5 separate regions of the Homo sapiens genome follow, and all the other regions are linked to region 2. The links are chromatin loops, found by intact Hi-C in ENCODE. Cell type or tissue: PC-9. All regions are shown on one strand. Links, peaks and the distances in the headings refer to the core of each region. The heading gives the core; the rest is flanking DNA.

Region 1 (6,531 bases), core at 706-5,705, 230 kb after region 2:
GCAGAATCAAACACAACCGAGGTCTCCTATGTGCTGTACCATTCAGTTGGGGGTTGGCAGAAGAGCAAGTAGACCCTTGATGCCCTATTCCCTCTACACCAATGGTTAACACTTCTGATTCTTTCTTTAGTCTCCCCTAGCAATTCCAGTTTTCTTTTTATAAATCAATTTCTTGATTAAATTCCTAGCTGATTACTAGTTTAGTATCACCAACAAATATTTACTGAGAACCCATTATCTTCTTGGTACTGTATAATGATTAAAAGTACACATACACACACAGATACATACACACAGGCAGACACACACATACACACACACTAACATACACACAAATATAGAGGACTCTAAAGAAGCTGTGGTTTGGCCTACTGGATAAATTTAAAACCTTCTCATCTCTGGTAAGTGGCAAGATTATTTAATCCTATGTCAAAGACAGTGTCTAACACACTTCTGGGAAAGAGTAGATGATTGTTGCTGAACTGAGTGGATAACCCATCAATAAATGTTTGTGGTTATCCAAAATTAGAACGCAGATGAGTAAAGATGTGAAACTAAGCCATCCCCAAGATGTGTAAAAATTGGCATAAAGCCACAGAGAAAGACAACAATGATGTCAGGCCTAGGATGCCTCTGTTGGGCTATTTTAGTTTAATTTGTTGGACTATAATTTATCAACACAACTGTATTCTATAACAATACTATTCTTATGGAAAATGGAGAATTTTCATTTTGCAAAGAAAAGCAAAATGAGATGAATTTGAGTAGAGAACAGTCACGTTCTGGGAAGTCTAGCCATTAGCTCTTCCTATGATTAGGATTCCTAGCTAGGAAGCAGAGCTAAATTTTGTGGGATACATGTATTTGAAATTAAAAGTACATCTCCTTGGAATTCGTAGGGGTATTGGCTTTCCTTGGGTCACAGAGAGAAGCCTGCCACCTGCCAATTCACTGCAACATCTTCTGGCCGACCTCTCCTGGGTTTTCTCTTCTCTTGAAGCCTGCTCACATACTAACCACAAGTTTTCAGCTGTTTACCTTGTGAAACCTAATGAGATCACCACAAAGTAGGCCCCATGGACGAAAGCCATCATTCCACAGAAGTACACATGAGCTCCAGCCAAATGCACTATATAAGGCTTATCTTGAGAAATGAATCCTTGAAAACATCAACCCAGTGATGACAAAAAAGAATTCTGCCTAGTTAGAGTTCTCTGCAGGAAGTATTTTTGATATTATTTTGGCTTTTGAAAAAAAAAAGACTTTGTGGGGGTTACCTCAGTGCACAGTGAAATTGCACATTCAAACTGTTTGAATCCTGTCCTCCAAATACAGAGGTCTTATGTGAAAACAATCTCATTTTCATTTTACTTTCTGGGAACCCCTCCAAGGCATGGTGAATTGCCAGCATTTTGTGACCTTCAGTTCCTTTACTGCTCTCATGGGAAACTTGACCTTGGAACTGTAGAGAGGAGGGGAACAAGTTTTGGGTGGGTCAGGGGCAGAAGTTTCATTCACTCTGCTTGATCACTGCCCAAAACTATGGGTTCTCCTGCACCAAGATCATTAGAACCTCAGAAGTCACAGAAATGGGGACCAAAAAGTATGATGAGGATGCACACTAACACCAAAGCAAGGATGTGGACAACATGACTGTCGCATGGGATGGAGACTCAGGCAGCCAGCCAGGGGCAATTCCCAGTGAAACATTAGGGATAAGAAAACACTGGATCTCCTCCAGATGCATAGCTGATGCAGGGCTCCCGGACCCTTCAGAACATCTTAGGACTTAAATGGAATTCCTAGGGCATAAGGTTTCCTCCTGTAACTGTAGCTGGTTTCTGTAGGGTTGAAACTACAATAATGGATTCTCAATTTGTAGAAGGACTTCCTTAGGTTCCATGCCATTTGGCAACTGTTTGACTCATGAGACATCCATCTGATTACAGGGTTAGAGAGGGCTTGTGCATCTCAAGACACTGTGGGGTCTCTAGTCCCTACTCATGTATACCGTTCTCTAGGCACACAACTGATTAGAAGACAGTGGTGGCTTATCCTTCTAGCAAGAACCCCTTTGATATCTTATTTTGCTCATGGGCACATGGGCTTGAAAGATTTTTTGCCTTTAAGGAAGATTTTATTAAGTAACAATTAATGTATTTATTTTCATTACTCTGTGAAAATCTAATTAGAATAACAGCATTACCACACTGACCTGACAGAATTCTAGCCCAAAGCAAAGCAATCAATATTTGAGTGGTCTCTGCCTGAGAACAGGCTGTGTAGTCATTTGGCATTTTTAATTTCTGAAAATTTAAATAAAAAGCTTGTAGGCCCCATTCCTACCATTTGTAGGACTTAGGAATCCAGGGAACTGCGTGAATATTTAATTTAAAAAAGAACAAAAAATTTGGAGTCCCAAGATCTAAGGGACTTAGCTGAGTGAGACTGAGAAGGCCATTCACCTGTATTGAGTCTCAGGTTCCTTATCTGAAAGGATATCATCTGAAAACAGTACTCATCTTACAGGGCTGTGGTGAAGATTAAATACAACTATTGACATACTGGACAGTTTTGAAAAATTTAGCTGATTTCAAAGACTGAAATTTCACTGCAGAAATAAACTTTTAAAAAAATCTTGGTAAAATAAATGACAAATTTGTCTTGTACATTATGTTAAAGTCAATCACTCAAACAAACAAAACAATGTTTATAAACTAGGAGATGATAAGAACAATTTTCTCTCTCAGCTTCAGAAAGGAATCAAAGCACTGACTCTTGGGCAATTGCTATTGTGTGTGTGCATGTGTGCATGTGTGTTTTGTGGTTCCTTTTCTAGAGGAGAGGAAAACCACTGTCATACTGAGTTTTATGCTTACACTCAAGAACATCAAGAACATCTTGTGTGAGTGGGAAGGGGGAATAAATATATACTCTAAGGATCTGATCAAATAATTTAGAAAGAACTTTTTTTACTCTTCTACATTTAGAACGTGAACAGTGTAGACACTGTTGGGTGAGTATGTTTCCCAGAACAGAATGCTGAAGAACATGGGATTTGGATTCAGATCCCAACTCAAATTTTACCTCATCTTACTAGCTCTGTGACTTGGGCAAGTTGCAGAGGTTTGTTATGAAAATTAAATGAAAAAAAGTGTAGATAAGAAGGCAGCAGTTCATGTTTTGGTCATAATAAGTACTTGACACAGGTGAAATGTTGTGATGAGTCTTTGTGTTTTAGCTTCAACTTTCTTTCTCCTAGCGTTTTGGTTAATGAAAATGATGGCATGTAAGTACAGTTCATGCAAGGTCAGTTGATTAGTAAAGGGTGCTGGTAGACATGGTGATGCAATCTCTATTTGTAATGCCTTTGCTATCACACACTTGAGATACATGTGAGGCAAGTCACTAGAAACCCTTTGTTCAAAGACATTTAGTCGACCTCATTTCATGATGGCATTTCTTTATCTTGATCTTGTAAATGCTCAGGAATTGTGGCTACTTTGGAATTTATGACAGACAGCTAATGGAATCTTTAGGACATATCTGAACAAAAGTGAAACTAGGGGTGGGGGGCGGATTAAGGCTTCTGCTGTACATTACTCATTCACTGCTCAAATGACACCAAAAAGCCATTTAGACTCCAAGCCGACATGGGTCTCTTTGGGTTGCAGATGGTGAGAGCCTTGACAGGAGGGACTGTTGATGGTTTCTCGGGCTTTAAGCCTCTCTGTGCCCAAGTCTCTTAGATTTAAATGAGTGGGTATTTGCTGAGATGAGATAGTAAATTCTTGAGTTCCTTGAGAAAGATTGGGATAGGGTCATTTCTTCTCTGGAAAGAGTTCAGATGTTGTACTTTAGTTGGGGCTCAGAATTTGAGTCTACAGTATAAAAAGGGACAAAGATTTAGCCTGAGGATTATCTGGGTTATTTAGAAAATATACAGGACAGAGAAGACTCCAGTGACTGCCATGACTAAAAACACTTGCTTTTGCTCTTGCCTGTTTTATCCTTTTTGGAAGTCCACTACTGGCCTTTTTGTTACAGAGGCTCAGGCATGGCACATCCAAGAGCCAGTGGAGAACTTCAGAACTTCTGACTGTATTAGTCAGCCTTGCTTACCTCAGTGACCCTCCAATTTATGCTTATCCACATGGTCAACTCCATGACCTTATGGGAAATGCACTGGGTTGGGAACAAGGCAGAACTGAGTAGAATCCTGGCTCAGACTAATTGCATGATTTTGGGCAAATTAATTAACTTCTATATTCTAACTACCTAACGTTGAAAAACAATGACAATGCCTATTCTAATCTAGTCAATCTGAAGAATAGTCTCCCTCTACTTACTATCCAATATTCAGGAAATGGAAAGAAAAAGCTGTACATACCCTTAGGGGCTTCCAGTTTGTTTTAGGCCCTGAGCCAGAAGCTACAAAAAAAGGACAGGTCAGACCTGTGTGTCTGTCCCTAAGGCAGCCTTCAGTAATGTGGGGAAATATGGCCAATGCATAAATTTTTAAAAAAAATTTTTTGTAGAGACAGAGGCTCACTTTGTTGCTCAGGCTGGTCTTGAACTCCTGGCTTCAAGCAATCCTCTGCCTCACCTTCCAAAGTGCTAGGATTACAGGCATGGGTTGCCATGCCCGACCTAGCCAATGCATTTGATCACCCCAAGATCCTTTTCCCTCGTCAAAACCACCTCCATCACTTGCATTATCTATGAACATCCTCTGGATACCAGCCAGATTCACACTTAACATTTTGCAGTGCTTAATATCTTCACAGAAACGTATCAGTTTTCCATAATTCTCCACAACATTCTTGAGAGGTAGCCACAGACTTACCCAAAGTCACACAAGGGTTTATGTCTACAATGGCCTCCACTCTTGCATCTAGTTAACTGCCTCAGACACTAAATATTCAGCCACAAACCCTGCCTGAGGGGAGTCACTTCAGTTCCACAACTGATTGACAAAAATAATGTCAAACATTACCTTGTCCTACATGACCCAACTCCTTCCCTAAAGGGAGTTCAGAAAAATAGGACTTCAGCATTACTAGGCTTCTAACTAATGACTATAGGAGCCAGGAACCACTGCACAGGCCCGAAAGTTGTATGTGGTGACCATATGACAACATTTCTGCAATTAGAGGAGTTATATTCAGACTTAAGGAAGAGTGAATCATATTAGATAAAAATTACATATTTCTAGAGTGTGTAGACTTGAAGGGGAAAATTTCCATGTTTTCCTTGGTGATTACTTTATAACTTTATTCTTCCTCAAGAATCACTCAATAACTTGTTTCATAGTTATCATCTCCTTCTTCCCCATAGACCTCCAGTGATGAGGGAAGCTCCCTCCAAAGCCACAAGCTTTGTACATAGAGTGGCATTGGTATCATCAGGTTTGCATATTAGTTTTGCTCATGTTTGTTTATCATTGAGCTGGGGAAGGGGGGTCTTGGGATATTTACTATTCTCGGAAGGAGAAAAACTTACTTCTGGTGAGAAGAGAATCTGGACTATAGCTTCAGAGGAGCATTTCTTCTGTGTTGCCCATGCCTTTGCTACAGAGGGACTCAGGCCAGCAAAGGCTTTGGTGGTCCTCCTGATTCAGGGTAAGAAACGGCCTAGTCTCAGTAAATGATTGACCTGGCTGCCGATGTGATAAGCTTAGGTAAATAGGCTTGATTCTGCTCCAGTAATTTCAGGACTTTTAACTCTCTAGGTTCCAAAGCAGAAAAATATACGTGACTTCCTGGGAGAGCCTATCATACGAGGTTGACAGCCCTGTGAATGGACAGTATATTTCTCGGAATATATTATTCTATACCATATACTACAGTATATGTACACTGTCCTCTCTGGTATGTCTTGAAAATTGAAAAAAATTATGCAACGAAAATTCTGGAACAAAACCATGCTTGTGGAGTTACCACCAATGAAATCATTTTAATAAATCGCACATATAATTTGTTATAATGAAAAATTTTTAAAAAACCTTCCAAGTTTCTGAAATACGTACAGGAGCAACAACAATTTTCAGAAGAGATAGAAGACAGAAGGAAAATACAGCCTGCTTTCCAGAACAGGCTGATAGAAAAATGACTGAATTCAGACACACACCCGGGTCTACCATATCTCCAGCAGACCCTCCTCAGAAACACTCTGGTGACGAGGCTGTATATGCTGCTCATTTTGTTATTACAAGAGAAGGGCCAGTGACCAGAGAGATCACCTACCTTGTCTGCTGCTTTTCAATCCCGACTCTTCCCTCAGCTTCTTTCCTGACTCAGCAGGGATGGCCCATGGCTGTTCCAGCGATTGCTGAAGAGAGTGGGATGTTGGGAAGACACATTAACACAGGTTTCTCCTTTTCCCCAAGCATGAAGGTGAGGTTCCTTTCCATTTCCTTTCCTGCTCTCTCTGGCCTCTGCAGACTGTGGTCACAGGCAGCAACTTGCTTGCAGCCAGGTATATTGACAGATGTGAAGGAGGGAGTCTGCCCTGGCCTCAGCCGCCTGGTCT
Region 2 (6,531 bases), core at 967-5,966:
CAGAGTCCTGGGACTTTGCCACTCAGTGTTCACATTTGCAGCTCCTTCACAAGTACACGGCCATTTCCCTCACTGACAGACAGAAGGGACATGACTCCTGTAGGGTTAAGTACAGCGTAAATTGCGATCTGGATGACTGCCTGCGGACTGGTCTATTCCTGTGCTTGTTGTGTATGAGAAGCAGGGGTGGGGGTAGGAGTGGACAAAGCTGATAGGTGATGGCCGTAAACAGAACCGAACGAGCAGCGTTTGTCCAACTAGGTCTCACCAGCCAGTTATATCATAAATACATATTAAAAAGCAAATGAAATGTAATTTTTGTCTGTTTTTTTAAATTAGGGTTCTGGGTAATTTTTCATATACCAAGAAGGTTTTGGTATTTTTTTAAAATTGAAATCAGTCACCAGAAGTTTTGGTTTGCAAAGACACATTTACATGGGTCTGAAGCTTGGAGCTTAGGTTTGAAGCAGTTGGCCAGGTCATGAAACCACTCACCTGGCCGATAGATGAGAGAATGAAATAAGGCTCACAGAGAACAGGAGCACAGAAGAAGAGTGAAGCAGTTTTGTGTGAAGTTCTTTAAAGTTGTATTTTTGGAAAATTCTGGGTGAGGTTTTCTGAAGACAATACCACATCATACAGTTTTGTTTATGCAGTGTGCAGACATCAAATTGTATTAACTGAAGAAAGCTGCTCTGGATGTTTATAAAACTCAATGACAAAAAGCCTTAGAGAGGCAAAGCAGGGGACCTAGGACCGGCAGGCCATCGGCTTCAGGCCACTAATTTCTCCAGTAACTGGAACCTCACCCAAAGAGCTCCTCGGTGAAAGGCAGGCATTCCCCTACCAGCTCCTCACCCATTTTCTGGGGCTCCTGAGCCACTCTTTCCTTTCTTCCACAGGCTGCTTGGTTTCTCACACTTCTCCTTATAAACATAACCTGACCTCACTGGATTGATTAAATGACTAGACTGTTATTTATATTTTATTGCATCGATACATTTTACTATTCCTGGTGATGCTCATAAATACTGACAGTCACCCCAAAACAGGGTTTTTTTCATAATATCTGGTATGACACCACTCTTTTTTAGCAGCTGCAAAGAAAGTAGAGCTATACTTGTACTAAAAATAGACATGTTTCGTATGTGATCCAAGAGGAAATAAGAGGTTCTTAATAAGTATGCCAGTTACACTAATATTCCTGCACTTATATAAGATTTGGTAGGGTATGTTTCTTGTCAGCCAACATTTAAGAATCCAAAAATATTTCAGTCACTTAATAAATAGTACTGATCACTAGTTTACCAATGAGCTTTACTCTCTGTGCTTAAAAGATCATTCTAGTTTATGAACTATAGTTGAATGATTTTCAGCTACGGCTGCCTAATTGTGTGTGACTTAAATGGGACGTATGACAATCAATCAATCACAAACCTCTCCCCACCCCCTTTTTTTTCTGGTGTGGTGGTTTGAAAGGCAATATTTTTTCTGATCCCACCCTATAATGATAGTATTTCTAGTATGATATTGTGATGTTTCATAAAATACAGTGAACATAAACAATTTGTTACCTAAATAAAGAATGGATTAAAACAGAAAAACAAATAAAAGGAAATATTTTGATCTAAAGAATAAATTTTACTTAATATTTATTGGGACCTGAGTTTACTTCAGAAGTAACATAGACCACTTCCCACTTTTTAAAGTAACATATAAAGTTTATTATTTCTAGAAAGGAAATTCATATCATATGGACTATATAATCTAAATATAAAATAATGTACACCTACAAATCTAATATTGCCATTAATTCTGTTATGTATCAACCTACCTATTTACACTGAATTTCAATTGCCTTTGCTCTTTAACAGGGGGTTCTTGATTTGAGTATATGGCTTAAATTGTTTTTATCACCCACCTGCATAATAAGAGAATGTTCGCTTGTTCCGATCAAAAACAAACCAACGTTTTTTCCACGTTTTAATTTTCCCACCCATTTTGATGAGGAATCCTCGGCAGGTCTTCTCTGTGATTGATACATGGTAACAGGTGTCAATATTGTGGCCAGCAGTCTCTACATGGCTCCGCAAATCAAAGTCTTCCTTCCGGACAGGCAGGTAGCGTGTCAAAGGACGAGCCTGGAAAAGTGCAAAACCCATTGCATCTATAGCTAATTATTTGTTTTGTTTTAGGTCACAGATGTTTAGAAGCAGAAATTAACTGTAAAACCTAAGCTTTAAAATGCCTATATGATTAAAAGAGCTTAAGATAAACAAAGCACTTATGATTTGGAGTCTAAAAAGTGGATAGTATTTTCAGAAAGATGCTGTAATATGTAGGGGAGAGGCAGATAAACTCAGGACAATTTATTCTATTCCTTAAGATGGGCAGTTGAGAAAATGAAAAATGGTCATTTATCTTAGTTTAAAAGATGTACTTTGCTCTTGTAATGAAGCATGAAGTTTTCTGGGCTGCTCCTTGCAGATGAGGACTGCTCCACTGTTAAGTTTCCAGAAGTTGTCCCTGCCACAGCTTAACAATCATTCTCAAGTAATCTCAAGCATGACATGATTGATTGAACACTATTTAGTAAGTACGGCCCCCACAGGATCCCACAAAGCTGTACTTGTCAGTTTACATATATTCCGATAGAAATTGAAGGCAGAGATTTATATTTTGAAAAGTAAAGCTAACATAAAGACAGAAGTGGAATCAAAACTGGACCTAATGTAATGAACTGTCCAGGACCAGATGCCAAAGGGATGTATTTAGATGTCTTTTATGTTACTGATGGCTGGTATGAAAGCCCGTCCAATCTAGGAAGCATATATCACCATGGGTGATAGTTCTAAAATGGTGTCTTATTTTATGCTGTTAAATAACCCCACCTCTTTGCCTCGGGGAAATGACCTAATTATATACTTGGAGGCAACACTTATAATCAGGATTAAAATAGAATTGTGCTTTTTGGTTTGGCTTCAGATAGTAAACACGCATGGATGACTTTCACTGCAAGTCAAAATTTGGCAGAGCGTTGGGCATGATGAAATAAAATAAACAAATTTTACTTTCTACTTTTCCTTCAATACTTAACGTTTGATTATGTGGTACTTTGGTTGTAACAGATGCTGCAGGCTTACTGATACCTCAAAGCATACAAAGTCTTAAAGATAGTCTCTAACTGCTATACTATCAAATGGCCAGCAACCACAAAGAATAAAAGTAATGGTATCTTTTGCCTTTGAGTCTAGTGAATCTTGATAAAATAGAGTTCAGCTTTAAATTACATAGTACTTAACAAAACTTTATGTTAGTTGCTCAGAAAACATATTATGTAAGCAGCTATAGTGACAAGAACAGAGATTCAAATTCTATGATGACCAAGATAAGACATTAAATAAAATGTGTGGTTTCTCCAAACTTTGCTTGAATACAACAAGCTTGTGCACAGGTGTTGAGGACTACTGTAGCAAAGGGAACACATGTGACAATACAGTGCTCAGAAAAAAGACAAAACACTACCACCATGACAAAGACACTGGACTTGGTGAAAAATTACACTGCTCTAGACTGTTTGCTTGTAAAAGATGGCTTAGTAGGACCTCTTCCATTCCCCAAGCAAAGGTTTCAGTTCAAATGTTGTATTTGTTTTCAGCAGCAAATCCAGGTGCATTTTTAAAAGCTGCTCAAAAAAGATTCTCTTTTTAAAATGTACTCCAAGGAATGGGTGGAAGAAAAAGTGCTGCTCCTGGCAAAACGTTCCATGCATGACTAAAGAAAAGTGTCATTTGGTTGGTGGTTCCCTAAGAGTTTTGAAATGAACTCACATTTTTTTTTTTTTTTTTTTTTTTTGCACAGGAATGCACACTCTTCTCTTAACCCTTACATGTCAAGTGCTAATGCTCAGTGCCCAGGAAAGCATCCTCAGACACAGAACAGCTGTCTTCTAGGAACTGCCACCAGGGGGCAACCTGCCCATATGCATTCAGATTGACCGACCAACCTGTGCCCTTTGTCTCTCCCTTATTTTTACTTCCTTTTCTATTAACTTCTGCCTCTGGCTAGTTTCTTCCTGTAATCGTTTTTCCAGGATTTCCCGGCGTCGTTTTTCTTCTTCCAGGGCTCGTTTTTTGGCTTCCATTTCCCGTTCCTAAACATTATGCATAACAATGATTATTTTAAAACATACTGGTTATACTTGAATGGTTCCAATCAATATAAAAAAGACAATTCTTACTAGACAAATCTTGGTTTGTAGACTAGTCTCTTATAATACATAACCTACAAGAAAACAACTCATAACCATGCCTGGTATAGCTTCCAAAATCATCATCTGCAGAAATGCAACCACTAAATTTAATTAACAATTAAATTGTGGTCTTCAGTGAAAATCCAGCTTGTTAATATATTCAGTCATTTCATCATTTCATATCAACCAGCAACTCTCCCATTTTAAATAAAAAGCCTCACAAACTGTACTTTAGCACTTATCACGTGATTTAGCCTGTCTTTTGACTACTGTCTTCTAACTGAAGGCCATGGTCCCTCTAATTCCTGTTGTTGCTCTGTAGTTTCCTGGCTGAAGGTCACAGAGGAAGCACGTGGGGAAGTTAGAAAAGGAAAGGAGGTGCCCTTCAGGGCAGGATGCAAAGGCATTTTGGGGGATTCCTAAGGAAGTCAGATTCTGACTTGAAATACAGTCATAAAAACGTGGGATTTTAAATATTAAAATAGTGCAGTTAGCACAAGCTGGGAAGGAAGAAATAATGCATAAAGACATGACATTCCTCCCTGCTCCTTGGCAGGAACACAAAACAGCCATCAAAAGACAAAAAACAAAAACAAAAAACAAAAAAAAAACACACACAAAAAAACACAAAGTGTTCATTTCGGTCTATGTCAATACTATATATATATTTCAAGTTATGGAAAATCCACTGCAGTAGAGAGCCTTAGAAATCATCTAACACCTTTATTTTTCAGATAAGAAAATGAGACTGAGAAAGGTTGAGTGATTTATTCCAGGAACACACGGCTCCTTAAGGAGGAGTATTGTCTGATGCCAAGCGCAGGGCTCCTGCACCACGGTATCACAGACCTCCGGCATGAAAATATGAAGCTTACCCTGGATTCGAGCAGCCGCGTCTTTTCTGCATGAGCCTGCTTCAAAAGTCTCTCCATTTCTTCTATTCTAGCAATATTTGAAGTGCTGGCACTGAATGAAACACCAAAGCCTTTTGAGAATATTGGTTTAGACTGAGAAGTCTCTCTAATACATACACACACACACACACACACACCCCAGACACACACACACACACACACATGGGGTCAAGGGAGGTGCATAACAAAATCCAAGCATATATAATTTAAAGAATGTTACTTACGAGTCATTGGACCGAAGAGGCAAATCAATTCAACTCTGAGAATTGTAGGTGACACTGACTTACCTCAGTTTAGAAGACAAAATATAGGCAAGCAAAATAATGCTAATGCTTTACTCATAGGTAAATAAACCAAAACCAAATCTTACAAAGTGTGACTTCTAAATGCTTCCTCCAAAGTCTAAAAATAATGACCCATGAGAGTCCTTCCCATTAGTTTAATGACTTAAAGATATCAGACCAACAAGACTATCACCAACGTTCTATATAAATGACACCTAATGTTTGGAGTCACTTTATTCAGTTGTGGAATATGTATTATGAGCTACTTTTTGTTGTCCCTTTATATGTGTGGACACTTTATTTATTAAATCATGATGCCAATTAAAACATGACTTCTCCTATAGGTGCAATGGATGGATAGTGGCCAGTTTTGTGAAGAGTACCCCCTCATGATACCAATGAGAAAACTGTATAAAGAGATTTAAGAGCTTCAAAAGAAATGATGGAAAAGACATCACTCAAGTGAAAGATGAAACCAAAGGGAGTGAAAGGTGCAAGAACAGTCAGGGTAACTAACAGACAAAGTGAAAACTTGAAAATGTTTAACACAAAACAGGAAATTTTATTTTCCACCGCTTACATTCTATTTGACTGTTCTGGAAAAGAGAGACTATAACCTAGGTCAAAACTTATTTACTTTGCTGTTTCAGCTATGGAAACCATATGCTATTTGTAATGCATGTGTACTTTTGTACTCATTTAAGTACCTGCCTTCTTTACTAGACTCTCTTGAGGACATACAGACAGACTTTCGTGCCTGTATCCCTGTAGCATAGAACCTGGCATAGAGTAGGGATACATGTTTGTTAGACACATTCATATAAAAATAAATTCATTAAAAATTCATATAAAAATGAAGAATCAGAGACCTCTTGGTTATAGATACTTATTAATATAGTATTCTCAAATTATATTTTTGTAAATCAAACCTAGGATGGTTTAAATCTAGGGCTAAGAGTTCTGTTGAAGAGAACACAGGGCATACAGTTTATTCTATAATCAGTACTGACAGCCCCATTACAAAACACATCCATTAAGGAGTGAACTGTCTTAGGAATACCGGATCCTTATAAGCTTAACA
Region 3 (6,531 bases), core at 748-5,747, 73 kb after region 2:
ACGAGAGTTTGGAAGAAGTTGATTCCAGTCCTTATGGATGACTTTGAGGGGTTTAAGACTTCAGTGGAAGAAGTAACTGCAGATGTGATAGAAACAGCAAAAGAACTATAACTAAATGTGGAACCTGAAGATGTGAATGAATTGCTGAAATCTCATGATAAAACTTGAACTGATGAGGAATTGCTTCATATGGATGAGTGAAGAAAATGGTTTCTCGAGATGGAAACTACTCCTGGTAAAGGTGCTGTTAACGTTTTTGAAATGACAACAAAGGATTTAGAATATTACATGAGCTTAATTGATAAAGCAGTGGCAGGGACTGAGAGGACTGATTCCAATTCTGAAAAAAGTTCTACTGTGGGTAAAGCGCAACCAAACAGCGTTGCATGCTGCAGAGGAATCTTTTGTGAAAGGAAGAGTTGAATCAATGTGACAAACTTCATTGTTATCTTATTTTAAAAAATTGCTGGCTGGGTGCGGTGGCTCACACCTGTAATCCCAGCACTTTGGAAGGCTGAGGTGGGCGGGTCACTTGAGATCAGGAGTTCGAGACGAGCCTGGCCAACATGGTGAAACCGTGTCTCTACCAAAAATGTAAAAAAATAGCTGGGTGTGGTGGCTGGTGCCTGTAATCCCAGCTGCTTGGGAGGCTGAAGCAAGAGAATCACTTGATGTCAGGAGGCAGAGGTGCAGCAGTGAGCCAAGATCACACCACTGCACTCCAGCCTGGGAGACAGAGCAAGACACACACACACACACACACACACAAACACACACACACACACACAAAGAAATTGCCACAGCCACTCCAACCTTCAAGAACCACCAGCTTGTTCAGTCAGCAGCCATCAACATCAAGACAAAACCCTCCACTAGCAAAAAGATTACAACTCACTGAAGGCTCATATAATTGTTAGTATTTTTTTAAGCAATAAAGTATTTTTAAATTAAGGTATGTACATTTTTATACATAATGCTGTTGCATACTTAATATATTACAGTATAGTGTAAACATAACTTTAATATGCACTGGGAAACCAAAAAATTTGCGTCACTTGCTTTATTATGATGTTCGCCTTCTTGCGGTGGTCTGGAACCAAACCCACAATATCTCAGAGGTATGCCTGAATATTTTCCTTTCTCCCAAGACAACTTGTAAATTGAAATCTCTGCCTAAGATGATTTAAGCCTTGGTCTTCGTGATCTGATGGAAAAGATGACCTTTCATAGCTTCAGCTTGTTATTCTATAATCAGAATGAAAGAATAATCACCATATGAGAAATTTGTTCCTCTTAATTCTACTCAGCATTTTCCTAAAATTCTGTCTTTTCTCAAAATCCAAATTACAACCCCAGAGCTGGGATATGGTCTTAGCAATTTTGAATAAGAAATACCAATTTATCCAAACCAAAAATTTTCAACCTGCAGTCATTAGACTTCACCAGAGCAAAGCTTTTGGCTATTTGCAACTTTAGGAAACTAATCTCACTGACTTCAGCTTCAGGGAAGATGAATTAGACATACTTTACCCTATTTCTCCCACTAAGTATAACTCAGAACCCTGTACATTATATGGGGAAAAAAACAGAAGACTCTGAAAGGTGGAAAAAGGCAGACTGGGGACCCAACGAAACACACAGAAGTGTGTCTCTGGGATTTCCCTTTGCCTCATGTATCCTAGTCTTAAACCTGATGAACCAGTGACTGCAACAACCTGCCCAATTTCCACAGAACTCTGCTGAGTGAACAAAGCCAAACCCACAGGTTACATGCTATATGGTTATATTGTGAAATGATAAAATTATAGAAATGGAGAAGAAATCAGTGGTTATGGGGGTTAAGGAGAAGGGAAGCTGGTATGGCTATAAAAGGCCAACATGAGAGACCGTTGTGGTGTTAGAACTGTTCTGTATCTTCACTGTATCAATGTCAATATCCTAGCTCTGACATTGTCCTATAGTTTGGCAAGATGTTACCATTGGAGGAAACTGGGTAAAGGATACACAGGATCCCTTTGAATTACGTCCTATGATTGCTTGTGAATCTCCGATTATTCAACATAAAGAGATTATTTTGTTTAAGTGACTTCTAATAAGCACCTTCATAACTAGCACATTGAGATGGCTGAAACAAAAGAAAAAGTGCTGGATGTGTTACCCTTGTAATGCTTGTTTTGGATTTTTTTTTTTTTTTGAAAAATCAATTTCCAACTTTAAGAATATTCTCTACAGCAAATATTCCCATAATCTTTTCTCAAGCTGGGGAAGAGAAATTCACATTATAAGAATTAGCCAGCGCAGCCTGGACGCGGTGGCTCACACCTATAATCCTAGCACTTTGGGTGGCCAAGGCAGGCAGATCGCCTGAGGTCAGGAGTTCCAGACCAGCCTGGCCAACATACGTGGCGAAACCCCGTCTCTACTAAAAATACAAAAATTAGCCAGGTATGGTGGCAGCTGCCTGTAATCCCAGCTACTTGGGAGGCTGAGGCAGGAGAATTGCTTGAACCCTTAGGAGGCGGAGGTTGCAGTGAGCTGAGATCACGCCACTGCACTCTAGCCTGGGCAACAGAGGGAGACTCCGTCTCGGGGCGGGGGAAGAAAAAAGAATTAGCCAGCACAATCACTAAACCTATTAGCTGATGATAAATTTTTAAAATGGTAGCTCAATAAATAGCTTTTAAATTTAGATATACTAAGCCAGGCATGGTGGCTCACGCCTGTAATCCCAATAGTTTCAGAGGCTAAGGGGAGCAAATCACTTGAGGCCAGGAGTTCGAGAACAACCTGGCCAACATGGCAAAACCCTGTGTCTACTAAAAATACAAAAATTAGTTGGGCATTGTGGCATGCACCTGTAATCCCAGCTACTCAGCAGGCTGAGCCGAGATCATGCCACTGTACTCCAGCCTGGACAACATAGCAAGACTCTCCTCAAAAAAAGAATAATAAATAAATATAGATATACTAAGTAATTTGACAACAAATATGGGGACCACTTTTACCAGAAACAATCAATAGTCCTCCTTCACTTAATGTATCTCCATATAAATAGATAGATAGATAGATAGATAGATGGATAGATAGATAGATTTTTTTTTTTTGACTGAGTTTCACTCTTTTGCCCACGCCAGACTGCAATGGCTCGATCTCGGCTCACTGCAACCTTCACCTCATGGGTTCAAGTGATTTTCCTGCTTCAGCCTCCGAAGTAGCTGGGATTACAGGCATGTGCCACCACGCCTGGCTAATTTTGTATTTTTTTAGTAGAGACGAGGTTTCACCATGTTGGTCAGGGTGGTCTCGAACTCCTGACCGCAGGTGATCTACCTGCCTTGGCCTCCCAGAGTGCTGGGATTACAGGCGTGAGCCAACACGCCTGGCCTCCACTCCTATATATTTGTTGGTCTTGATATATTTTCAGTTTTTATTTAGTTTATATTTCTTTCTACAAATTTTATTTATGATCTTTATTTCTTATTTAAGAAACAAGTGTTCATATATTTATTTATGATTTTAAAAAAGAATGAGACTTCTTCTATAACTGACACAGGGGCATACAGGGCCTCTTTTTAGTCCAAGTTGCTTTCTATATTTCAGCGTTTAGCCTGAGAAAGCTGAACCATGTGAAGAGTCAGAACATACATCTCTCAAATTCTTTAATGCATGGCACCATCAAGAGGCAATAGCTTGTACTGCTACTATAAGAACAGAGGGTTTGCTCTCAAGAATGGACTACTGCAATATAGAATTTCATGAAGACTTTAGCTCTGTTTCCCCAATGTGAAGTCATTAGATTATTGCCAAATGCTAATTTTTCCTTCTCACTGCTTTTCTGCCCATCTCTCCAAGTGAAGAAGAAAGAAAAAAGGTATGACAACCGTTTTTTTTTTTTCACTCTCAGTTAATGGAGGACAATTGGCAGCCCAACTTTGCTAATGATTAATTCCTTTAATATTTAATCAACATATACACACATACAGACCCACACATACATACATACACACACACACACACACGCAAACCAGCAATTTGTAGAGAGAAAGTCCTTGCTTTATTCTCTAATGACCCAAGGTGATCTGATGACAGATAACATTTTTCTTTATATTACCCAGTGACAAAAAATGTACTTACTTTAAGGGCTAATATCCAGAATCTACAATGAACTCAAACAAATTTACAAGAAAAAAACAACCCTATCAAAAAGTGGGCAAAGGATATGAACAGACACTTCTCAAAAGAAGACATTCATGCAGCCAACAAACATACGAAAAAAAAGCTCATCATCACTGGTCAGTAGAGAAATGCAAATCAAAACAACAATGAGAAACCATCTCACACCAGTTAGAAAGGCAATCATTAAAAAGTCAGGAAACAACAGATGTTGGAGAGGATGTGGAGAAATAGGAACACTTTTACACTGTTGGTGGGAGTGTAAACTAGTTCAACCATTGTGGAAGTCAGTGTGGTGATTCCTCAGGGATCTAGAACTAGAAATACCATTTGACCCAGCCATCCCATTACTGGGTATATACCCAAAGGACTATAAATCATGCTGCTATAAAGACACATGCACATGTATGTTTATTGCGGCATTACTCACAATAGCAAAGACTTGGAACCAACCCAAATGTCCAACAATGATAGACTGGATTAAGAAAATGTGGCACATATACACCATGGAATACTATGCAGCCACAAAAAATGATGAATTCATGTCCTTTGTAGGGACATGGATGAAATTGGAAATCATCATTCTCAGTAAACTATCGCAAGAACAAAAAACCAAACACCGCATATTCTCACTCATAGGTGGGAATTGAACAATGAGATCACATGGACACAGGAAGGGGAATATCACACTCTGGGGACTGTTGTGGGGTGGGGGGAGGGGGGAGGGATAGCATTGGGAGATATACCTAATGCTAGATGACGAGTTAGTGGGTGCAGCACACCAGCATGGCACATGTATACGTATGTAACTAACCTGCACAATGTGCACATGTACCCTAAAACTTAAAGTATAATAAAAAATAAATAAATAAATAAAAATAAATCCAAAAAAAAAAAAAAGAAATAGTGCTGTTTACTTAGAGAATAGATTGCTAATTTAGGGAGTGGGTAGCATCGTCAATCTACTCCTGTGCTGTCAAATATATTATACCTAATTTCACCTGGATTTTTTTTTTTTTGCTTACCTTAACATAAAAAAATTTAAAATGACATTCATGGCTCACATCATATTTCTGAGCTAAATCTGATAAACCCTCCAAACAAGGTAGGAAAGTTAAAAAAAAAAAAGGTAGAGAATTGACTGGCTATTTTAAACATTAGGGAAATTAAGAAAAGGCTCCACAGCAAAAATTCAGCTTAAGGCTTAGGCTGAATCTGAAGATTAAATCAACTTATGTACCTGACAATGGCCATTCTAGCTCAGAGTATAGGAAGAGAGCCATTGTTTCTCAAGATCCTTTCAAAAGTCTTGAGCCACTAAGTTTATTGGGTTGGTAAACAAACCTCTCACACCATCTGCAATTTAGCTGGCTTCTTCCAGCTAGTGCAGCCATTTTTTTAATAAATTAAAATTATACTCAGGATGTAGCAAATGGAAGGGCCACATCAGGAAGGAGATTCAAGTAAGACTGGAGGACAAAATAGTTTTCAATACTTAAGTTTGCCTTCACATTTCAAAGACATTCTTCTAAAAAAAAAAAAAAGATTAATACTATGACTAAGCAACAATAAGCATGCTCTTAACATTGTCCATTCTGCTATTCAAACAAAAAATATTGTCAAACTTATAATATGGCTCAACATAGCCAAAAAGGTCTGAATGCCCAACTTATTTTGGGGGGGTGGTCAGGACTCACTAGGAAATAGAGACAGCAAGAAGCAAATAGAGAAGCAAAAATCTACATGTGGAGTCACTTTGACCTGACAACGCTCACTAGTCTTGGGTTCCTAAACAATTTTTCCTAATTACAACATTAAATAATACCAACCTGTTTATTTTCTGGTCTTTAAAATAGCATCTGCATCTGACCACGTTTCAGAGATTAGAGAACATATAAGTTTATTTTATAAAATACCAAAAATCCTTAAACAAATATGCTCAATTAGTCTTTTACTTAATTTTAGAAACATTAGATCTATCATCTGCTCAATGGTACACAAGCAAGACTCTCAGACCTGTAGCTTTGGTTTTTGTACGACCTTGGAGAGCACCAATTCTTACAAAGAATGCTAGAAAATCTTCAAAGTAAAGAAAAATAACTCTTTCATCTTTTTATTTTTAATTGAAAGTTGGAAAAGAATTTCCCCTTTCTGGAAGTAAAAAAGAATGCATTTATACTGAGATATCTTCATTTTTTGTATAGAGCTTCTCTATTACCTAGAACTAAATGCTTATCATCTGGGAACCAGGGATGCAAACTACAGTCACAGATTAAGGAAACCCAGAATAAATGTCAAGAATGGGTATCAAAAACATTCAATTACTCTTTTTAAAAACATGTAAAGAATGCTTCCTAT
Region 4 (6,531 bases), core at 450-5,449, 390 kb after region 2:
TGTGTTTTCTTCAAAATACTAAATTGTATGACTGCCAATAATAGGGCAATACAATTCCAAATAATTTTTTTTTGCTTGCTCTGCCCTTTAGAGAATTGAGGAACAATCTAGCAGCCTGTGTCCATAGGTTTGTGAAGTTATTTTCTCTTTGTTTATCTCATTTTCAAAAATAATTAATTGTCTATCCACCTCACTGCTTTTCTCTTTGCCTTCTTTAAAATTGACTTTCTAAAAAACACAGATCTTTGTCACAAAAAATGAAAAAAACATCCAAAGGCAGAGGCTTCCCTTCATTAATGGTGTTTATTAATTAGTGGTACTTCCTTGTACCACTGGGGAAAATAGAATTTTAACCTTTCCTCCTTAAATTGGCACGCTGCAGATAGTCTGCATTTTGAGTGAGGCCACAGTGGATTTCACAGCTCAGCTCCACACTCCTGAGAGTGCAGGTTCAGAGGGCCTTTCCTAAAGGCTCCTTTGCTGGAAGGGCTGGACCTGGATGGTCTCACCCCAGCTGGGCCTTGGCAGGATAGCAGGGGAGGAGGAACTTCTGCAGTTTCTCTGGGGCTATATTTATCACCTTCCTTTTCTCACTGACTTTACTCCACCTTGCTCAAGCAAGCAACTAAGACAATTAGACAACTAAACAATTAGATTTTGGCAGTTACAATTAAAGAGATTTCCAGTATTCTGAGAAATATTAACATTGTAAATAAGATAGTGGTCACCAGGAAATTGTTCTGTCTGTTATGGTTTGAATGTCCACTCCAAAATTCATATTGAAACTTAATCTCCAGTGTGGCAGTATTGAGAGCTGGGGCCTTTCAGAGGTGATTGAATCATGAGGTCTCTGCCCTTATGAATAAGATTAATCCATTCATGGATTAATGGGTTACTGGAGTCATGAGTTATAATGGGAGGGAAACTGGTGGCCTTATAAGAAGAGGAAGAGAGACCTGAGTTAGCACATTAGCAAACTCTGTCCCCTCGCCATGTGATACCGTGTGCCACCTTGGGATTCTTCAGAGAGTCCCCATCCGCAAGAAGGCTCTTACCAGATGCGTCCCCTCGACCTTGGACTTAGCCTCCATAACTGTAAGTAATAAATTCCTTTTCTTTACAAATTACTCAGTTTCAGGTATTTCATTGTAAGCAACAGAAAACTGACCAATACAGAAAATTATTGGCTTCTGTATGATTTTATTCTGTTAACAGAATCATCATTCTTTAGCATCCTACCCTCATCCCCCTGCCCAACAAGAATGACAAGTATCCAGGGAAACAGACTCCAGCACTGTTACCCACATGTGGCTGCTCTGCAGCATAATAGGGTGCTTCCTCTTCAAGGAAGAGCAGGGCAGGAGACAGGAGGATGCCAGTGAGTCTGTAGAACAAAAGCCCTTACCAAAAACCTTGACTGTGGTGGAGCTCCTCAAGATTTTGTTAGGACCGACTCTAATGTGGCAAGAGAACTTCCGCCCATCATCGAAGATTTGGACTGGAGAGAGGTGGAGTCTGTAGTCTGTACCAAGCTTGACTCTATCTTTAAGTAATGTGGAATTGCTGATGAGGTGATTTTGGGAGATAAGTGTTTCCTGAGTTCCATTATCCTCCTGGTGAGAAAAATTGTTACCAGTTATTGAGTCCTCAACTGTGCCAGCTCTGAACTAGGCATTCGACAAGCACTGATTCATTTACTTTTTGTAAAGTAGAGAGGAAGAATGAAGGATTGAAATTAGAAGACATTTAGTATATTACTAGAGAAAGTATGATACACTTGACTTTCAGTTAAAAACTATTGTTACCCTCTCCTAACAAATGGAAGCATTCTGTTCTTCTGACTAGAGCTTCTCCTTCATAATCTTCTATGAACTGTATATCTGGAGCAGGATTTGGGGTTTGGAATGGGCAGGACTAATGGCAGATTTTAATTTTTATTTAAGAAGTTCTGACATCTTACTGCTAAGATGAGAAGACTGTATCAGTGTGAAGATTTCATAAAATCTTCATTTAAACTGGATGATTACAGCTATCCCTAAATTCCTTTAGAAAATGACTCTTTGTCAGCTCCTCCCCGAGCCTGGACTAGGATCAGGTAAAGTGGCATTCTCAAAGTCTTGCAAGTGAAATGTTGACACCCAACAGTGAGTACCTCCTTAAATTTTGTGCCCTGGGGCAGCTCCTTGCCTCATTTCACAGCCTTGTTCTGGTCCTAACCTTATTCCCTTTCTTCTGTGTTTGTGTTAGCTTCAAAGAGGATGCATGAAGAGTAGCCTGAAAATGTTAATCTGAATTTTGGAGATCAGAGTATATTTGAGGTACTTGGTTCTTCTATCCCGTATCCTTTCTTCGGTCTGTGATGAAAAGCCCTATTATTCTCTCTGTGCCTGGAATTTTTTTGGACAAACTCCCTGGGGTGTCACAGTGTTGGTTGATGTCAATAAAAGTGCTCACTAGGGGCCCAGTAAGGAGGGGATTCTTGACGGGCACAAGGGTAGAGGATGGGTTAGGTCTTCATATCCTGTTAGTATGACTCAACATTCTCAGTTGAGCTGCTTTTAAAACACTCTGATGCACAAGCTTGTCTTCTAGAGATTCTAATTCAGTCTGTCTGGGATAAGGCCATAGCTAGGACAATTGCTTTTAAGGTACTCAGGAGATCCAGGGCTGACATCTACTGGCCTAACTCTAAACAACAGATGAATCCTTGTGTACAGTCATCAGGGGAAATGGAGGGAAGTAAAATGGAGAAGGGTAAACAGGAGTGCATTCAATGGGGGAAATGTTACAAAATAATGATAAGATCTATGAATTGGAATCTCTAGTTTTAAAAATGAGACAGATCAGGCTACAAGAAATGGAAACCACATTCAAGTATGGGCAGAAACAGAGGATGGACTAAGGTAGACTTCTTAAATAGTTTAAATAGAAAATTCCAGAATATACTTAGTAGAAACTCTTATGTAAGACACCGTTCTTTAGCTGAATCTGGCTAGGATTTGTGTCAGTCTTACATACAGATAGTATTGTGTTATTGCCTGCAAATAATCATACTCTGCTGAATTCTTTTTCCTGCAGCAATTTACATACCTTTATACCCTTAGAAAGAAGGACCCAAGAATCCGTGCTGCTGTTTTCCTAAGGAAGAAGAGCAAAAGAAGAAGGGAGAAAGACTGTATTACAGAGATAGGATCCCCCAGAGGAGCTCTAAGTATTGGGTGGGGACAGGAGAAGAAAGTGGAGAGCATGTCACTCAGCACTGGCAAGTCTGGAGGTCAATAATTAAGAAGGCAGGTACCCCCTGCAGATCTTTTGGCACAGGTACGTTTGGCAGCCTCTTGCTTTTTTGTGTGTCAGGATTTTAGAGTTGAAAATGCTCCTTGGTCATTTAGTATATGAATGCCATTTGGAACAGTTCCATCAACTGTCACTTTGTTGTGGGAAAAAGAGCAGTTACATGCTGAAGTTGGAGACTGGTGAGAAAAACTGCTTTTTTCTTTATTATATAGCAGATTGTGACTAGGTGGTTTAGTTGATAGAGAAAAAATACAAAACCTTCCAACTTATCCAAAGGTTGCTTTTTTCCCCTGGGCAGTTGACTTTTGCAGAAAGAAGGGTTTGTTCCTTCATTAGGAAAGATGGGATTCAGTTGCAAAGAATGCCCCGTAACCTACAATATAAGGAGATCCTAAGACATTCTAGAGTCTTCAGTTATAAAGGGGGCAGTAGCAAGAACTTACATATGAGTGGCTGCCTTCACAGAGCAAATGGGAGGAGAGGTGAAAAAATTAGCACAGGCAAACAACGAAATGCCTAGGACTGGGAGAGGGAGAAATAATACTAGTATTATGTTATGACCATTATTAAACTTTCATAATCTTATTAGTCATAGTTTAAATTTATTTAGCACCTACTATATTCTAAGAATTCTGCAAAGTCCTTTCAAGTCTTATTTACTTCTTACAACTATGTAGAATAAATTGAGGTTAAAAATTTGATCAAAGATCACACAAAGTAAGAGTTATTTAAGTCACAGCATCAAAAAGCAAGGAGGCCCAGAACCGGGGACAAATAAGTCTCAGATACAATTTGTACTAATAAGAACCAAACTATAAAATAATAATAAATAAAAAACCTTTCTGAAGTATCTACAGTGAGAAATTTAATAGAAATTTTAGAAAGCTAGAACCTTTCATGTGAGTTGTAGATTACAGGGGTGAGGGCAATTTGTTGATTGAAAGGGGCCTTTGTATGACATATTGGCCCACTTTTGATGATAGGTGTTTAGAGCACACCTCAACTCCTACTTGATAATAATGCTCTTAGCTAACCTAGTCTTCAGGAAACAGACAGATAGAGGCAAGAACCTGTATGTGACAGCCTTATTTCTACCAGTTTTTTCTTTTCCTGTTCTTCAAAGAAAAAAATTGTCCACTTTAAAAAATATTAATAAGTATTTCTAAAACTTTATGGATTCACACCTTGGTAGACTCCCACATTTTAATGGGAAATATAGATTTAATGAGGTAACATATATGATATACTTACTCTAGTCCTGACACTTAATAGATGTTCAATAATACAAGCTTATTATTATCTAGTCCAGCCTATGATCAACCTGCTATCTCATGAGTATTCACTATGTGCCTGGCTAAACTGAGGAATTATGGAGATTCATTGCTATGGTTTGAATGTTTTTGTCCCTTCCAAAACTCATATTGAAACTTAATCCCCAATGGCATAGTGTTGGGAGGTGAAGCCTAATGGGAGATCCAAAGGGCTCTGCCCTCATAAATAGATTAATGCCACTCTACAAAGTGCTTGTAGTAGTGAGTTCTCTCTCTTCTGCTCTTCTGCCATGTGAGGACAAAGATTTTTGTCCTCTCTGGAGAACATAGCATTCAAGGTGCCATCTTGGAAGCACAGAGACCAGGCTCTAACTTGCTGGCACCTTGATTTTGGACTTCCCAGCCTCCAGAACTTGAGAGAATAAATGTTCTGTTTATAAATTTCTTAGTTTCAGATATTCTGTTACATGTAGCAGCACAAAATAGATTAAGACAGTTATAAAGCCATGAATAGCTCAATCTGCTCTCTTGCCAATGTCAACCCGTAAGGGTTGGCCCTTGGGGGACACAATGGCCATGAACAACAAGTTGATTGGAAAATACTGTTCCTTAAACAATATAAATGTAGCAAGGTCTGAAAAACACACAAGCAACAGTCTGCCTTTATTTACAAATTTGATGTTTTGTTCACCATGGATTTTCCCTAACTTCTGATTTTTAAAAATGTTGTATTAAAATATTTATCTTGATCACTAACTTTTTGTGCTCCTTTAAATTTTGCTTCCAAGGTTAATGGCCTTCCTTGCTTCACTCTAATCCCAGCCCTTAGGTCTCATAGCCAGTAAGTAGTGGAGATCCAGGTCTTGAAAACAGCAATTTCCCTCCAAATATCACACTGTTAATGACTTTGCTATATACAGTCTCACAAAAGTAGTAAAAGAAACAGTCTTAGCCTTTCCTACTTATAATCTACTTAAGGGCTGGATTTGGTGGCTCATGCCTGTAATTCCAGCACTTTGGGAGGCCAAGGCTGGTGGATTTCTTGAGCCCAGGAGTTCAAGACCAGCCTGGGAAACATGGTGAAACCCTGTCTTTACTAAAAATACAAAAAAAAAAAAAAGTTAGCTGGGTATGGTGGCACATGCCTGTGGTCCCAGTTCCTTGGGAGGCTGAGGTGGGAGGATCACCTGAGCCTGGGGAGGTCAAGGCTGCAGTGAGCCAAGATTATGTCACTGCACTCCGGCCTGGGCAGCAAAGTGAGACACTGCCTCAAAAAAAAAAAATCTAAAAATTCATATTTTTAAATATAATTTTTAAATAGATTTTTTGCACTAAAAATATACTTAAGGAGAAGAACAAACATGTACACACAAACAAATATGAAAATCAGGAGCCACAGAAAAGAAACAAATGCATAATTAAATTATGTATAGGAGCTTGATAAAATAATTAGCATGATAACTGCTGAAAGGGATCTTATTGAATCATGAAACTGCTGTTATATGTCCCTTAAATACTTGACAAATCCTAAAATAAGTCATTTAGGCTTTGTTTTTGAACTAGAATCAAAATTTTCAATTTAGAACAGGAATCTTTGTACTACAGGTTGAGTAACCCTTATCTGAAATGCTTGGTATCAGAAATGTTTCAGGCTCAGATGTTTTGGATTTTGGACTATTTACATTATGCCAGTTGAACATCTTAAATCTGAAAATCTGAAATCTGAAATGATCCATTGAACATTTCTTTTGAGCATCATGTGTGCGCTAAAAAAGTTTCAGATTTTGGAGCATTTTGAATTTCAGGTTTTCAGACTTGGGATGTTCAACCTCCTTGATTTAGTGATGATATTTCATCTCTGAGCTATCCTGAGCTCCTTGAAACCAGCTCCATGTCAGAGCTGGCTGCACTGACCACAGCACATGGCAGGTGCTGAGTGTACAGAGCTCATTCAATAACTGCT
Region 5 (6,531 bases), core at 538-5,537, 64 kb after region 2:
AACAAACAAACAAACAAACAAAAAACCTGTGGGTACTACAGCTTGGGTAAGCCTCCCTGTCATGTGCACACTATCACCTACCAATGCTTAATGCTGGTAGAGTAACACTTTCTGACCTACAGGAAAAGGACATGGAAGTGTTGCCTTTGGAACTCTTTGGACTCTGCCCCGTGTGTGTCTTTCTTTGGCTAATCTTTATCTGTATCCTTTCCCTATAGTGAATCGTAACTGTGCTTATCATAGCTGTCAATGGGTTCTGTGAGTCTTTCTAGTGAATTATCGAATCTGAGGGTGGTCTAGGAAACCCCAGAACTTGCGGTTGGAGTCAGATGTGGGGAAAATCTTGTGTGGAGACACTGCTCTCCAGACTTTTCACTGGCTTTCACATTTACACAAACATTGCCTTAGTATTGTTTTTATCAGTTTAGGACAAATGATCTCATTTGTATATAAAAGTGAGGGGTTTTTATCATTTGGTTTTACAAATTATCTTTATGGAAGTCAGTTCAATATCTAGCTTCTTAGCCACACATTATTTTATTTTATACACTGGCTGGGAAGTCTGCCTTCAGGCTTGTGGTCAGGAAAACACTTTACTCTGCCACCCTTAGTTTAAATAGCATGTGCATGTATGCGTGCACCATCAGTAGGGCTGAGCTGGAAAGAGGAAACAAAAGTGTAATGCCTTTGTATGACTGTGTCTGCTCTGGAGGCAACTGTAAGTTATTGGAGAATGTGACAGCCACTAACTGACCAACATTTGTTATGTGCAGATTACTATTGATATTTTGTATGCTAATGCCTATTCTCCCAAAGAATAATAGATAACTGTACTGAGAGTGAGACATACGTGAATAACTAGGACAGCATTTACCAGTCATTGATTTTTCAATACCCTTTCTCAAACATGCTCAATACACTTACATACACAAACACACTGCCTAAGGAGACCAAGGCCATTCTGCTTAAATTCCCTAGACTTCCCTCTTCTATCTTTGTCCATCTAGTCCTCCTTTCGTCAATGTACTATAGTGGCTAAATGCATGAACTCTGGAGCCAGACCACTTAGGTCTGAATCTGGGTTCTGCAGCTACCTGTGTGACCCTGGCCAAGCTATTTAGCTTCTTTGTGTCTCAGTTTCCTCAAGTATAAACCAGAATTACTAGAATATCTACCTTATTGGGTTATCATGAGGATTTATATATATGAATGTATACAGTTATGTGTTGCTTAACAATGGGGATATGTTCTAAGAAATGCAAGGTTAGGCTATTTCATTTTTGTGCAAACATCAGGGTGTACTTACTCAAACCTATATAGTATTAGCCTACTACACACCTAGCCTATATTGTAATAGTTTATTGCGCCTAGGCTACAAACTTGCAAAGCATGTTACTGCACTGAACGTTGTAGGCAATTGTAACACCATGGTAAGTACTTGTGTATCTAAACATACCTAAACATAGAAAGTACACTAAAAATATGGTATTACAATTGTATAGGACCACTATCATATTTGTGGTCCATCGTTGACCAAAATAAAATATCTGCACACATAACGACATTCCAGTCAACAAGGTGCTACATATACAAAGGTAGTCCCATAAAATTATAATGGGTGTCATCTTCCATTCTCTAACCTGAAAAACGTAAAGGAAAAAAAAAGATTATAATGGAGCTGAAAAATTCCTATTTTTTAATGACATAATAGCTGTTGTAACATAATATGTTGCAACATATTACTCATGTGTTTGCTGCGATGCTGATATAAACAAACCTACAGCAAAACATGTTGAGGAATCCCTAGCTTACCCATGGGGTGACCCTCCCAAAGGTAGCTCAGACTTTTAAGGTAGGGTGTGGTGGCTCACGCCTATAATCTCAGCACTTTGGGAGACCAAGGCGGTGGATCACTTGGGGACAGGAGTTCGAGACCAGCCTGGCCAACATGGTGAAACCCTGTCTCTACTAAAAATACAAAAATTAGCTGGGTGAGGTGGCACGCACCTGTAGTCCCAGCTACTTGGGAGGCTGAGGTGGGAGGATCACTTGAGCCTGGGAGGCAGAGACTACAGTGAGCCGAGATCACACCACTGCACTCCAGCCTGTGTGACAATGAGACACTGTCTCAAATAAATAAATAAATAAATGACTTAAAAAAACAAAAAACAGAAAGCCAATCTCTTGACACATTACATCAGACCCCAACTGAAAGGGTTACTGTCTACTTTAGAATTCTTACACTTTTAAATGATTCCCACCTATCCCCAGAACAAAATAGTAGTCAACAGCAGTTAGCTAAAACTCACTGAGTGCTTGCTGGGTGCCAGACACAATCCCCACCTGTATTTTAATTTTTAATTTTCATGACTTTGTGGGGGGTGGTTTTATTCTAATCCCCATTTAACAGATAAGGAAAGTGAGGCACAGAGAGACTTAGTAACCTAATTAGAGGGCCCGCTCTCATGCAACTAGTGGCCAGTGTGAATAGGAAAAATCATTGCCGTTCTCTTTCATAATACACTTTTGCAAGATGATGAAATCATCTAACAATGCATTTCTCAGCAACACATTCCCATCATTAAGCAATGCATGACTGTTCATCTATGACACTTAGAAGGGTGTCTGGGACAAAGTAAACAGCATAAGCATTAGCTCAGTTATCTGAGGAGAGTCTCTCAGTCTTTCCAAGAGGAAGCCCTCTGCCTGCACCACTGCACCTTGTTCCCACTGTCCTGTGGTTTTGCTCTATTGATTATCCCTTCTCCTACACCTTTCCCTCTCTATTGACTCCTTCTCCTCTGTCTGAAAATGTACTCAAGTCCCTCCCTCCCCTCAAAATAAACAAAAAGCCATCTTGATCAGATTATCCAGTAGATCTACTTTTCTACTTCCCTACTTCCCCTTTCACACCCACCACACCCAAACTCCCAATCTCCAAGAAGCTGCTAATGCTCAGTACTTCCATCTCCACTCATTCCCAGAGCTTTGCAATCTGGGGCAGCATGCTCCTGCCTTTATGCAGACTGGACATCCCGAATGAGAAGGGGCATTTCACACTTTCCCCAGGAAAATTAGGAGTAAAATGACCAGAAATAGGCGAAGTGCTTAAAAATAAAGATATCAGGACTACAGGAGGCTCAGTACCTCTCTGTCATCTTATATTTTAATGATTTGTGGAATAAATTGACTTCTTACCTCCACAGAACCCTTGGCCTTTTTTTTTTTTGAGACAGGGTCTCACTCTGTCACCCAGGCTATAGTGCAGTGTTGCAATCTTGGCTCATTGCAACCCCCACCTCTTGGGTCCAAGCAATTCTCCCACCTCAGCCTCCCGAGTAGCTGGGATTATAGGTGCCTGCCACCACACCTGACTAATTTTTGTATTTTTAGTAGAAATGGGGTTTTGCCATGTTGGCCAGGCTGGTCTCGAACTCCTCACCTCAAGTGATCTGCCCGCCTCGGCCTCCCAAAAGTGCTGGGATTACAGGTGTGGGCCACTGTGTCCAGCTGGACTTGAAGAGCAGAATCTGTATTTCAGCTTAAGTAGAAAGAACATAGAGTTGGATTTGAAGTTCTGGCACTTATCAGACCTATAACACAGTTATTATTTTTTTTAATCAAGTTCAACCTTTCAAGCCTCAATTACATGGTCTATAAAACAGAGATGAGTAGATTAGTGCCTCCCCTTGGGATCTTGGAAGAATTCAGTAAAGAAATGTGTGTGCGAACATGTGATAGACTATGTGCTTTCAAGTCTAAAGGTGGTGCCAGTCTTGTAGTAGGTGCTCACTCTTTGTCAGTCATGGTTAGGACGGTTTCTGTCAAAAGCGTGAAGTGAACTAGATAATTATCTTGTAGACTCTGAAGAACCATCTCTAATACTGATTAACAAGCACGCCTAAAAACTAGACCCAATTATTTTCAGGGAAAGGAAATACAGGAAAAATACGTTGTTATGCAGCCAAATGTCTCCCTGAAAAATCTGTGGGGTTTCTTTGGCTATCTAGAAGGACACAAAATTCCCTCAAGGCCACCAACTCCCTGCCCTGTGGTCCACCTGCCTCTGCCCCTGGCAACAGAGCTCTGCCCAGTTGCCATAGTAACCTGGGGAGAAAGGCATCTTGTCATTTGGTCCTCCCACGCTCACCACTACAGAGCAACACATTAAGTATAGTGGAGTTGCTTCTAGAAAGAACTACCCTCCAAAAAATCCATTGTCTTATTAAGGACACATACTTCACCCTTGACATAAAACCCAGGCTTCTCTTCACATTGCCCTGGCTCCACCCTAAACTTCAGAGAAACGGGTGTCCCCCCCTTACTGAAGGCATGCATCATTCAAATACCTGAGGAACTTTCTCATATCCTGCCTTACTCATACTTAGAAGAAGAAATTTAGTTCTTTTAATCTTATCTCATGAACCAATTCCTCACCTGTGTTTTTAAAAATTACTATCACAAAAAAAAATACAAATAAAAATTATGATTACTCAGAAGTCTCTCTAAACCTATTGTGGTTTGGTAGCTTTCCAATTAAAAAATAAATAAAATAAAAACTGAATAAATTGCCAGGACTGGTGGCTCACACCGATAATCCCAGCACTTTGGGAGGCCAAGGTAGGGGATCACTTGAGGCCAGGAGTTAGAGACTAGCCTGGGCAACATGGTGAAATGCCATCTCTACAGAAAATACAAAAATTAGCTGAGCATGGTGGCTCACGCCTGTAGTCCCAGCTACTCAGGAGGCCAAGGCAGGAGGACTACTTGAGCTGGGGAGGCGGAGGTTGCACTGAACTGTGACCACACCACTGCACTCCAGCCTGGGTGACAGAGGGAGACCCCCGCCTCAAAGAAAAAAAAAACTGAATAAATATTTACTGTTACTTGCCTGTGTCAACATTTCCCTCAAACCCACTTGCCTCTACTACTATTTCTGGCTATGTGCCTGTTTTATTTGTACTTTAAAAATAGATATAAATTAAGTACATATTTAATTACTAACATATGCTAAAGTAATGTTTATTTATTTTTATTTTCTTCCTTTTTGAGACAGCGTCTTGCACTGTCACCCAGGCTACAGTGCAATAATGTGATCATGGCTCACTGTAGCCTCAATCTCCTGGGCTCAAGTGATCCTCCCACCTTGGCCTCCCAAAGTGCTGGCATTTACAGGCATGAGCTACCATGCCCAGCCTATTTTGATTTTCATTTACATTAAACACATTCTTAAGTAATATAACTTGATTTAATTAATCCTATTAACTTTTTGGCCAATGACGTTTTCCTGACTTGTTTTTTCCACCTCAGCATTTTGTTAGGCAGATGCAAGTAAATCTCTGACCACAATTACCATTTATCTAGGATCCTCTATATTTTAGACCTTTTCCTGATGACTTTTTGCACTTTCTACTTAAAATCAACCAGCAGATGGGTGGGTTATGAAATGTTTTACTTTTAAAAAATATTAAGGTTGGAGGTGAACTATTCTTAAAAGACAAAAATATATCATTTTAAAGAAAATGCCCATTATGAATGACTCCAAAATATTCAAAGGAGAAAACAGTGTATTTCTCCCTATTGACTGAAAAAAACCGGCCATAAGTCAAAGAAATTCATGTGATCCGTATCATCATAATTTCCATACAGCATCTATGTAAAACATGCCAGATGTTTTTCTTACATAGACAGTGTTCCAGAAGGAAGTCTGCACAGTGCCTGAGCCCATTCTGTTAAAGAAATTATGCTATTGCTCTTCACCATTAAAGAAAACACAACAAAATCTAATCATACTGTCATCTCTTTACATTTTCACTTTAGCTTGATCAAGTTCCAGAAGATCTTGTTTGCTTCTTCTGAAAGACTATAGTCTATAAAACACAATCCATTAAAATACTTTAGTTCAATCAAAATAAGTATATGAGAGGTATAAAGACCTTTAAATCCTGATGTTTGAAAACATATCCTATCCTTTAAAAAATAAGATTTTTTTTAATGCATAAAGAAACCAGTGGGTAAAGAACTAGGAAAGTCTGCATGTAAAAAAACGACAGTAGACTATAACATAACAACTGAAAGTACTATAATACAATTATTTTTGAGTCATATCACATAAAAATATTATGTGTTAATTTTTTTTTTTTTTTTGAGACAGAGTCTCACTCTGTCACCCAGACTGGAGTGCAATGGTGCGATCTTGGCTCACTGCAACCTCCAGCATCCGGGTTCAAGTGATTTTCCTGCCTCAGCCTCCTGAGTAGCTGGGACCACAGGCATGTGCCACCACGTCTGGCTAATTTTTTTGTATTTTTAGTAGAGATGGGGTTTCACCGTGTTAGCCAGGATGGTCTCAATCTCCTGACCTCGTGATTCGCCCGCCTCGGCCTCCCAAATTGCTAGGATGACAGGCATGAGCCACCAAGCCTGGCCTGTGTTAAAATTTTAAAAGCATGTCACAAAGTTTTATGTAGAGAAATGCAAAAGAGGGCTGGGCACAGTGGCTCACGCCTGTGATCCCAGCACATCAGGAGG

What was found. Peaks named below come from ENCODE experiments on the same cell type or tissue, not always from the same donor. Only the 100,000 strongest peaks of a DNase experiment are listed, where the experiment ranks them.
Region 1: it touches region 2 in a loop (5-fold over the local background); 10 of 110 quality-filtered maps call a loop at or near these places.
Region 3: it touches region 2 in a loop (10-fold over the local background); 24 of 110 quality-filtered maps call a loop at or near these places.
Region 4: it touches region 2 in a loop (11-fold over the local background); 11 of 110 quality-filtered maps call a loop at or near these places.
Region 5: it touches region 2 in a loop (6-fold over the local background); 28 of 110 quality-filtered maps call a loop at or near these places.

The regions. Positions count from the first base shown.
Region 1 is chr3:111,732,418-111,738,948 of GRCh38, reverse strand. It overlaps a transcript of PHLDB2 not described here. Among named protein-coding and RNA genes, the nearest start is that of PLCXD2-AS1, 58 kb to the right of the region's middle. RefSeq lists an enhancer at 3,121-4,320. In PC-9, for the core only: no CTCF peak of the experiment used is centred there; DNase peaks (open chromatin) are centred at 1,048 and 3,448; H3K4me3 peaks cover 506 bases; H3K27ac peaks cover 4,755 bases.
Region 2 is chr3:111,965,300-111,971,830 of GRCh38, reverse strand. It overlaps PHLDB2 (pleckstrin homology like domain family B member 2), which reads right to left. Exons shown (of 18, transcript NM_001134438.2): 14 at 5,128-5,218; 15 at 4,007-4,153; 16 at 1,922-2,141. Among named protein-coding and RNA genes, the nearest start is that of ABHD10, 10 kb to the left of the region's middle. In PC-9, for the core only: CTCF peaks have their summits at 3,767 and 3,970 (motif pointing right); a DNase peak (open chromatin) is centred at 3,960; H3K27ac peaks cover 1,936 bases.
Region 3 is chr3:111,892,420-111,898,950 of GRCh38, reverse strand. The region is part of intron 2 of PHLDB2 (pleckstrin homology like domain family B member 2); the gene reads right to left. Among named protein-coding and RNA genes, the nearest start is that of PHLDB2, 36 kb to the right of the region's middle. In PC-9, for the core only: CTCF peaks have their summits at 3,480 and 3,683; a DNase peak (open chromatin) is centred at 3,700; H3K27ac peaks cover 1,839 bases.
Region 4 is chr3:111,574,109-111,580,639 of GRCh38, reverse strand. It overlaps CD96 (CD96 molecule), which reads right to left. Exons shown (of 14, transcript NM_005816.5): 4 at 1,406-1,613. Among named protein-coding and RNA genes, the nearest start is that of ZBED2, 18 kb to the left of the region's middle. In PC-9, for the core only: CTCF peaks have their summits at 2,475 and 2,682 (motif pointing left); a DNase peak (open chromatin) is centred at 2,669.
Region 5 is chr3:111,900,976-111,907,506 of GRCh38, reverse strand. The region is part of intron 2 of PHLDB2 (pleckstrin homology like domain family B member 2); the gene reads right to left. Among named protein-coding and RNA genes, the nearest start is that of PHLDB2, 45 kb to the right of the region's middle. In PC-9, for the core only: CTCF peaks have their summits at 2,224 and 2,426; DNase peaks (open chromatin) are centred at 1,803, 2,586 and 4,306; H3K27ac peaks cover 4,871 bases.